2 separate regions of the Homo sapiens genome follow, and region 2 is linked to region 1. A link is a loop called in an ENCODE intact Hi-C map of the cell type or tissue named here. Cell type or tissue: heart right ventricle. All regions are shown on one strand.

What was found. Peaks named below come from ENCODE experiments on the same cell type or tissue, not always from the same donor. Only the 100,000 strongest peaks of a DNase experiment are listed, where the experiment ranks them.
Region 2: it touches region 1 in a loop (2.4-fold over the local background); 39 of 110 quality-filtered maps call a loop at or near these places.

What each region holds. Positions count from the first base shown.
Region 1 is chr10:70,677,803-70,682,802 of GRCh38, reverse strand. All of the region lies in intron 2 of ADAMTS14 (ADAM metallopeptidase with thrombospondin type 1 motif 14), which reads right to left. Among named protein-coding and RNA genes, the nearest start is that of ADAMTS14, 7.8 kb to the right of the region's middle. RefSeq lists an enhancer at 1-194. In heart right ventricle, no CTCF peak of the experiment used is centred here; a DNase peak (open chromatin) is centred at 3,060.
Region 2 is chr10:70,557,195-70,562,194 of GRCh38, reverse strand. All of the region lies in intron 18 of PALD1 (phosphatase domain containing paladin 1), which reads right to left. Among named protein-coding and RNA genes, the nearest start is that of PRF1, 43 kb to the left of the region's middle. RefSeq lists enhancers at 1,129-2,072, 2,073-3,016. In heart right ventricle, a CTCF peak has its summit at 2,693 (motif pointing left); DNase peaks (open chromatin) are centred at 974 and 2,664; H3K4me3 peaks cover 506 bases; H3K27ac peaks cover 2,479 bases.

The DNA.
Region 1 (5,000 bases):
CTGAGGGGGTCCAAGGCCAACACGGGCTCTGTGTGCCCCACTGAAAACCCAGAGACCCCTCTGGGAGTGGCAGCCAGAAAAATGGGGTGCTCTTGACTTCTTTCCTGCCACCATCCCCTCAGACCTGGTAGACTCAACCAACCAGTAATCCACACCATGTAATAGCAACAGCTGAGTGTACTGGGGACTGCACTAAACCCTTTACACACATGACAACTGTATGAAGTGATTACTATTATGATCCCCACTTTCCAGATGAGAAAACCGAACCACACAGAGGTGAGCTAACTGCTCAGGGTCATGGCATGTAACAGGCAGAGCTGGGATTTCAGCCCAGGCGGGCTGGTTCCAGGGTCACACTCACCCCCCAGCACATGCTGCTGAGCTCACAAGCAACCCAAGGCCTCCAGCTAACAGCCTTGCTGGGTTTGGTTCATACAATGGCTTAAGAATTACCTAAAAATCCATATTTCCCATTTCTCCTACAATACTCAAACCTCTTATAATACCAGAGTGACACTGGAGTGGGCAAGTCCTCTCCCTTTTGCCATAATCCCACCCCCTATGACTACCCGGTCCTCTTCTCTTTCTTCTGTTACCTGCTTACTCCTGGTGCATCTGAAATTTCCACCTCCTGCCCCTCCAACCCAGGGGCCCAGACTTATGCTCAATGCTCCAGGAAATGCACACATTTAAGACAGTCTCTGATTTCTAGGAACTGGTAGTTGAAATGGGACATACATCAAGTGAGGGGACAGGGAAGGTGTGAACAGCACAGCCAAGGGAAGGGGCTGAAAAGTGAGGCGAGAGCAGGCCAGCCTGGACAGGGCAGGGGCGGGGACAGCCATCTGTGAGCTGGAGCCCATAAGGCTAGAGAGGCAGGTCAGCAAGGCAGCAAGGTCTGCACCAATGTGGGGCCACACACAGGGCTCTGGTGCCCCCTGCCCCTCCCAGGGTCTCTAGGCACACATGTGTGAGGGCAGGAGGCCTGCAGGTCAAGATGTAAGGGGACAAGCCAGCTGGGTGTCTGGGAGGGGGTAGGTCACAGTGAGACTCCAAGCCTCCACACTCCACACCTCCAAAGCAGGGTGGAATGTGGAGCCGACCCGCAGCTTCCCAGGGCGCCCACAGGACGCCTACTCACTCATCCAGCCAGTCAAGAGCAGCCCCCGGGGCAAGGACAGGTGTTTGGCACAGGAGACCAAAAAGCCACAGACAAGTCTGCTGTGCACCAGCATCGAGCTGGAAGGATGAGTGTCTTTCTCAAACACTAATGTGACTCCTGTTTACAAACCTCCATGGCTCCCCATGATGCCAGGGGTAAGGCCAAGCTCCATGGTGAGGTTGACATTTTCCAATTACATTTTCACCATTCTCCCTCTCCCACGGAGAGCTGAAATGACCTGCCATTTCCTGAATCTTGCAGAGACACAGGATTTCCTTCCCTACAGAATGACTACAATTCTCACTCCGTGGCTTTGAAAACCCCTACTGATCCTTTAAAACCCAGCCCAAATGTCCCCTACCCTGGAAGCCTTCCCTGAGCACCCCTCCTTCTCAGTACTCACCTCCAAGCCACCCCTGGCATGCATTATGCTTCCCTGTATTCCCACAAATCACTGAAGCTTAGTATGGTCTGTGTTGCTTTTTACTGTCTACTGTGCAGTTCAGCCTCCCCTTTAAACCGTGGGCTTCTGGAATACAGGGGCAGAGGGCTGAGCTTCATCCCTGCATCCCCAGGACTTGGCCAAGGGCCAGTCAGATAATGCCAATGATCTATATATCATTGCAATAAAGGGACTCTGATGATATTTGTAATATTTATCATTATTAATAATCACTGTTAAAAAGTAATCACGATTGGCTGGGTGCGGTGCCTGTAATCCCAGCACTTTGGGAGGCAGAGGCAGGTGGATCAGCTGAGGCTGAGGTCAGGATTTTGAGACCAGTGTGGCCAACATGGTGAAACTCTGACTCTACTAAAAATACAAAAATCAGCTGGGCATGGTGGTGCACGCCTGTAGTCCCAGATGCTCAGGAGGCTGAGACAGGAGAATCACTTGAACCCAGGAGGCGGAGGTTGCAGACTTTTATCCATTTTTAAGGCCCTGCCATAAACCATGCCCTACACTTTGCCTTATCTCATTTAATCCTCTGAACAACCCCATAGACAACTGTTCCTCTGCCCTTCCTACAGATGAGGAATCTAAGCATAGGGAGATGAAGACACTCGCTCAAGGTCCCACAGCTGATCTGTGCTGGAGTGAGCACATCCTGCTCTTTCCCCCAAACTAGACTATTTCCTTGGAATTACGAACACCACCTTTCGTGGGGCCCTTCCATAGGCCAGGTGCTTTTAGTAACAGGTTTATTTTATTTTTTTTATTTATTTATTTTTTGAGACAGTTTCGCTCTTGTTGCCTAGGCTGGAGTGCAGTGGTGCAATCTTGGCTCACTGCAACCTCCACCTCCCGGGTTCAAGCGATGCGATTCTCCTGCCTCAACCTCCTGAGTAGCTGGGATTACAGGCATCCCCACCATGACCGGCTAATTTTGTATTTTTAGTGGAGGCGGGGTTTCTCCATGTTGGCCAGGCTGGTCTCAAACTCCCCACCTCAGGTGATCCACCTGCCTCAGCCTCCCAAAGTGCTGGGATTACAGGCATGAGCCACCGCGCCCAGCCAGTAACAGGTTTATTGAGATATAACATACCATATAATTCACCCACTTAAAGTGCATATTGTAATTGTTTTTAGTATATTCTCAGAATTGTGTAACCACTGCCACAATTTTAAAATATTTTCAGCCTCCCATAAAGAAGGCCCTTACCCTGAAGTTCTCAACTCCCCCCGCCCCACCCCACACTGTAGTCCCATTTTAAAGACAACAGGGAGGTGCCGAAGGAGCTTCTGTGACTTGTTCAGTGGTGAGCAGCTGGGCTGGGATGCAGCCTCCCCTGCCCCTCCCAAAGCCGTCTGCCAGGGTCTACTCAGTATAACCCATCAAAAATGCAAGATCTGCAGAGAGTGGAAAACAGAACCAGATGGTGACAAATCTTACACGTGTGGCTGCTTCCGCGCCAGGCCCTGACTCACAGAGGCACTGAAGGCAAAGGGGGAAACACGGTGCAGCCAAGCTCCCGTCACCCCGTCGCAGGGCATCAGGCCCCAGGGCCTGGGGAGGCAGAGATGGCCGTAGGAGAAGCAACCCTTCAGGAGGCTGGTGGCCTGGATTCTAGATGGGCACAGTGAGCATGCAGCCCCACTGAGAAGCAGGGACCCCACTCTGCCGACCCCAACCTTGCACGCCACAACTTCTCCAGGATCCGCAAAGAACTGATCCCCACCCCATGTTCCTCCCAGGTGCAGAGTGTTAGTGGCTCTGAAGAGTGGCCCGTCAGGTCACTGGACACATTCCCAGTCTGGGACTCTCAGGTCTAACAGCATCCCAGGCTAGCTGCCCACAACCCCAGAGGAAGCACTTTGCAGGCAGGACCAGGCCCCGCCCCCACATCCCTTATTTCCTGCCCCTGGACATCCTCAAGACTGGCTGGGTCAGTCATTCTTTCTGCTGGTCAGGGGCCTGGCACTATCTTTCATGTTTATAATGTCTGAACAGTCTTGAGCAATTGCTACCTCCTCCAGGGAACCTTCCTAGATGCCCTAACCAAACTAAACAGGTCCTTCTCCTGCTGCCTCTCACTAGATTCTCAAGTTTGCTTTTATGTCTGGGTCCCCACTAGCCTACAAACCCCTCCAGGGCAAGGGCCCTGCTTTTTCATTCCTGGATCTTTCTCTTTCCCCTCCCACAGCTAGGACACCCAGAAGGCCCTCCATAACAGTGGGTGGGAAGTAAGACAAAGTATCCCATACCCCAGTGTTAGGCATGAATTAACCACAATGTAGGAGGGAGCCATCAACTACAGGTTTACAGGGGCCTGGCTCCAAACTCCAACAAGGTCAGCCCCATGCCACAAAGCACCAATGCCAGAGCTGGAAGGGGTCTGAGCTTACACATCCCAGCTTCCTTAATGCACCCAGGAGGCAACTGAGGCCCAGAGAAGGGGCCAGCTTGCTCAGAGTCACGCAGCCATTATCTCTCAACTCCCAGCCCAGCCTCTTCAAGAGAGCAACCTACCCCATCCCTGCCCCACACCCCTTCTTCCATCCTGCCCTTCCTTCAAGGTCAGACCAAGCCCCCCTGCCCCGCGTGTCTTCTAGGGTCCACTCCCCAGCCCCACCTGACATGGTGCTCCTTCCTCTGCCCAACCATCACTAGCCTGCTCAAGCTCTTCCCCCTGCCCAGAAGGCCCTCCCCACCCCCTGACCCCAGCAAACTTCTACTCATCCTTCAAGGCCCAGTTCAAATGTCACCTTCTCTGACATCAAAGAAAACAATCACTCCCATTTACTGAGCACCCATCCCCACTGTGTTCTAGAAAACCAAGTGAATGCTGAAACTACTGGTGGGTTTCCCCCTGCATGGCACCCAAGTTCCTCGAGGACAGGGACCTGACTCTCTGCAAAGCAGGAGTAATAACAATATCTGCATACACACTTCAGAAGATTGAAGGAAGCAAAAGAGCTTTGTAAACTATAAAGTCCTGTACTAATGGAAGCTATCTGTATTATCTTCGTATCTCCGCCTATGACTCAGTTTCCTCATCTGCAAATGGATGGAGTTAATAAAAGCACATACACATATGCATGCTGTGTCTGGGCCACAGGAAGAACCCGTTACTGTTGCTGTCATTATCTGTGTCACTTTCATTTTCTTTATGATCTCCTGTGGACCTTGTCCATGGTCAGCACTCAGTACAAATTTTTTGAAATGAATGACTTTGGCATTTGAGATGTTAGAGAATATGGGATTAAAATCCAGAGACCATGTAAAGATGCAGAGTTCAATCTTATCAGAAATGCTACACCGTGGCCTTTGAGTCCAAAGGTGAGCTCAGCTGGGTCACTGGGACACAGCCCCTTGCTGTCACGGGACACAGG
Region 2 (5,000 bases), 120 kb after region 1:
CCTGGGAGACATGAGTCCCATGAGCTGGGTTCAGGTCCTGGTTCTGCCATTTAAACTCACAGGCCCCAGGTTTATGGAAGTAGGATTTCTCAGCAAAGTGAGGGATGAGAAGGCACGTGTGCACCACAGAAAGCTCACTAATCCGCTCATCCATCCAGCAGGGAGGGACCACTACACCGTGCCCATCACCCAAGCCACATACTGGGGATGCAAAGATGAACTACTCACAGGCCCTGCCCTCCGTGCCTGGAGGGGGATGGAAATAATTTCAAAGCAGCCACAGCAGCTGCAGGCTCAAGGAAGAGGGGACATCTAGGGTGGGTGAGGTCTACAGAGAGGAGGCAGAATGGTGCCTTGAGTGGCGGAGGGCATGAAAGGCAGGAAGGGGGCCCGAGAATGAGGTGAGTCCCCAGGGAACCCCCTCCCAGGGTGGGCAGAGTGGGAGGAGCTCATGGCGGTAGGGGAGGGGTAAAGGTGAGAGGCCAGGCCTGGAGTGGGTATGGAGGCCAAGCCAAGGCCTGGCCCTGCAGACAGAGGCCAGTGAGGGTTTCTGGGGATTTGAGGGCGGGAATGGCCCATGGCTGCCACAGAAGTGCTGGGGCCGCTGGGGGCAGGATTTGCTTAGAGACTGGGGAGTGAACAACAACAACAAAGATTTTACCTAAATATAAACCGCAGCCAATACAACGCAACCCCACCTATCTGCAAGGATGGACGGTCTGCGCCACAATGCAACTGGCCGCTCTCCACCCCACCCCTTAGGCTGCTTCTATCCTTCCCCAAGCTCCATCCGAAAGCCTGGAGCCTATTTCAAAACATTTTCTTAGAAGGAAGAAAAGGAAATCACCCACAGTTCCACCGGGCAAGAGCCATTCTAAACTGCTTTCAATTAAAGAGCTCAGAGGCAATGTGCTATGGGCGTGAAACGCCCTCAGCTCTGGCTCTGTGCCATGGACACGACCGCACCAGCACGATCCTCTCCCACAGCCGTGGGGATGGAGGCTGCCTGTTGCAAGAGACACGGGTAAGGATTAGGTCTGAGAAAGATTCTCTGGGGTAAGAGGTGGAGTGGCTCCTTCTGAGCTCTACTGGCAAAGGTAGAATTATCTCCAAATTCAGACCACTGTGTACAGGTGACGCCTGACCCCCGCCCCCAGAAGGTTCCGAGGGCACATCTTGCTGGATCACAGGTCTGTGATTTGAGACAATTGCCCATCTTCCTATCAAGGCCCTGGTTTCCTTAACACCGTCCCCCATGTTAGCACACTGCCTGGGGAGGACGGGTCAGCCACCTCCTGTTGATAAAAATAGTGGAGCTGTTTATATACGGCCTGCCAGGCTGTCATTAGCTGTGGTGGAGCCGGACAAGGCTTCCTCATCCATTGGACTGAGCCCTAAAATAGAAGAGGGCCAGGAGAGGTGGCCGGGGCACTGGGTACTTCGGGCATCTCAAGCCTCCGGCCTGGCTGGCATCGAGGCAGCCCAGCAGTGCCAGCAGGGGCTCTCATGAAGCTCTGCTCTTTGCCGGGCCACCAGGGAGAGGCCCACTGAGGCAGGGCTGGGGAGCCTCCCCAGGCTACCACACAAGCAGAACACGTGCGTCAGGGTCTACTGAGTGCCACCTGCGGGCCGAGCGCGTCACATCCTGACCTGAGGATTAGACCCTAACACATTCTCCTAGCAACCCAGTGAAGGAGGCGGGACTGTCCCATTTTGCAGATGAGGTTCAGCAAGGTTGTTTTTGGTTTGTTTGTTTATTTGTTTGTTTAGCACATGCTTAGTTAACCCTTCAAAGAGTAGGCATCCTGCCCAAACTCAGAGTTCTGAGCTGGGAGATGAGCCCCAAGACCCCAGCTCTTCCTACCACCCTCCCCCACTTGGCCACAGTCAAGCCCACCACTCCCTGCTCACTCTTGTCTCTGTACCTTCACCCATGCTGTTCCTCCTGCCTGGTCGGGTTCCCTCCAGGCCTATGACAAGCCCCCACTCTCCCAAAGTGCAAGCCTGCTCCGGGCCTTCCAGCCCAACAGCCCTGCCCTTCTTAGCCTCCTCTGCCCTCAGGCTGAACCTTTCAATTAAACATTGCACTAAATTCCATCTTAACAGATTCTAATTGCTTCATCAAGGCAGGGGCTGTCTCAAAACAACCATAAACCCAGGGGCGGGCACCAGCCAATAACCAGGTTTACACCTCCCCCTTCTCCCCACCGCCCTGGGGGTCTGCAGAGAACTTGGTATGTGGCAGGCGCTCAGTGAGCACTCCTCCCCAGGCCCTCTTGTCCTGGCTCACAGCTTCTAGTATCATCTTGAATCCAGATCCTAGACAGACTCTGAGGATTGCAGACTGGACATGCCAGCAGCTCAAGTGCTCCGCATGGATAAGGGTCAGGCAGCCCAAACCCACAAAGCATGTCCCAGTGAACCTCCTGAGCACACCCCAAACCTGCTGCGTCCATAAGCCTGCCCATCTCAGTGGCAACTCCAACCTCCCAGGTACACAGGCCAGAACCCGGGACTCCTCCTTCACTTCGCCCTTCTCAACCCCACGGCCAGTCAGTCAGGAAACCTCACTGGCTCCACTTCGAAACACCTCCAGAGGCTGACCGCCTCTCACCACCCTGGTCCCAGACACCCTTGACTCAGCGACAGCCCCTGGCTGGCCCCCTGCCACCTCTCCCGCCCCCTGCTGTCTATTCTCAACACAGCACCTAAATGACTGTACAAACAGTAAGCGTCTGCCCAAAACCCTGTGATTTCTTCCTTTGCACTCAGAGTAGAAGCCAAAGTCCCAGCAATCCCAGAAAAGGCCCCACAGTCTGCCTCCTGTCCCCATAACCTCTACCCTCCTCTCCTGCCCTCCAGTTCCCTAGCTCTGCTCCTCAAACACACAGCTCCCACCTCGGGGACTGCACGCAAGCCACACCCTCTGTCTGAACCATTCTTCCCCCGGATGCCAGCACAGCTCCTCCTTCAGGTCTGTTCAACACCACCTTCTCATGGAGTCCCTGCCTAACCACCCCTCACTGCAAGCCCTCATACCGCCCCGTCGGCACCTCATAACTGTGGAGTCCTAATTAGGGAAAGGGGTAAGGCTGGCGGGACCAGGAGAAAGCAAAGAGAGAAAGCAGATAAGCTCCAAGTCTGCCTTTCTTCATGGTCCAGGGACACGGCCCTCCTACGCAAATGACACAATCTTCCAGTGCCCAGCTATCACCAGACCCTCGGCTGATAGAAAAATGCAACTTAGCTCACTGCAACCTCGGCATTATCAGTACTGCACAAAGCCCTCTTCAGCAAACAGCACAAGCACTGTCCTAAAAAATCCCCAGCCAGCCTCTGTCTCCTTGCAACCAGCACTTCTCTTGCTAACTTGCCCACTGCACCCTTGCAATGTATTTTCATACTTTCTCTAAAAATCTGCCTTTCTTTACCTTTTACATACTTTCTCTTAAAACGTGCCTTTCTGTACCTTCTTTAGTAAGAAGAATTTTAGCAAATTCTTACAAGAATTTGCTAAAATTCTTCTTACTCCCCGTGTAATACCAGCCTCAGATAGTTGCAACATGTGACACTTAGAGGCTCCGCTTCTCCCAACGGATACCCCGCTGTCCAACAGACCACGGCCCTGATGTGTGTGCTGCCTGCCGCAGATCTCCGTCACTAGAGTGCAGACTCCATGAGGACGGGAGCTTTTGCCCTTTGTATGGCATCTCCAGCACCTAGCGCAGTGCACTTAGTAGGTGTGTAATAACCGTTTGTCAAATCAATGAATGACAAACATGTGCACCTTGCATTTTCATTCATTCCAGCTTCACAGGACACCTCGGTTGCCTGTGCCAACCCCTTTGCCTTCCAGAAAGGGAGGCTGAGGTCAAAGAGGTGAAATGACCTGCCATGGTCACATGGAGAGTAGGCAACAGAGCCCAAGCAGGAACCCAGGCCTCCTGTCCACCGAGGAGGCCACATGCTTGAAGACCTGGACTCAGCTGAGGCTCAGGAGAAGACAGCCCCAGAGGAGAAATAAGAAGAGCCAGCAACCCAGGCAACAGAGCAAGATCCTGTCTCTACCAAAACAACAACAAAAAAGAGGCAGGTGTGGTGGCACATGCCTGTAGCCCCAGTCATTCAGGCCTGGGGGCTGAGGTGGGAGGATGACTTGAGCCCAAGAGGCAGAGGTTACAGTCAGTGAACCATGACTGCGCCACTGCACTGCAGCCTGGGTGACAGAGCAAGACTCTGTCTCTAAAAAAAAAAAAAAAAAAAAGGAAGAGCCAACAAGGCCAGGTTCAGGGTCTTCATCAAGCCAAGCCAGACAGCAACACTCCCCACCCTGCCACCCCCTGCCATTACTGAAGACTCCTTAGTATCCCCTCGCTCACCCACTCAACAGAAAGAAACCTGGCCTGGTGACCTCTGCCTCCAGCTGAGGTGGGGAGGCAAGTGACAGTCCCCAAAGATGGCCAGTGGCTGAAGGGCAGGTTCCAGGGCTGGCAGCCCACCCTCTTCCCACGTGCAGCACCAGCCGCTGCGTGTGGTGGGTCCCCACCGAGTCCCTGCAAACTGCATCCTCAGGCCAGCCCAGCGGTGGGGCCCCAGTACAGGACGCTTTTCTGTACCTAACCCCTGGAAGGACAAAATTGCCCTCAATCCCTACCAGTAACCCATTTTCCAAAGGTGACATCATATTTTGTTAAGTAATTTCAAAGTGTGAAGGGACTTGACCTGGTGCCGTGGGCCACTCTGCATGCTGTGAGTTCAACAGACGCTGTTCAGCAGCACCTCTAGGCCAGGCACAGAGATTCAATGCTGAGAGGACACAGTCTCGTTCCTCAAGAGGCCCACTGTGTCCGCATGTAGCCCATAGAGCCTGCCTGGCAGCCCAGCCACCCTGCACACCCCACACCCCATCCCACCTGCCATGGGCCCCAGACTGGTCCTCACCACCATCCCTCAAAGCACACAGAGCAAGGGTAACAACTCCAGGTGACAGATGGAAAAAC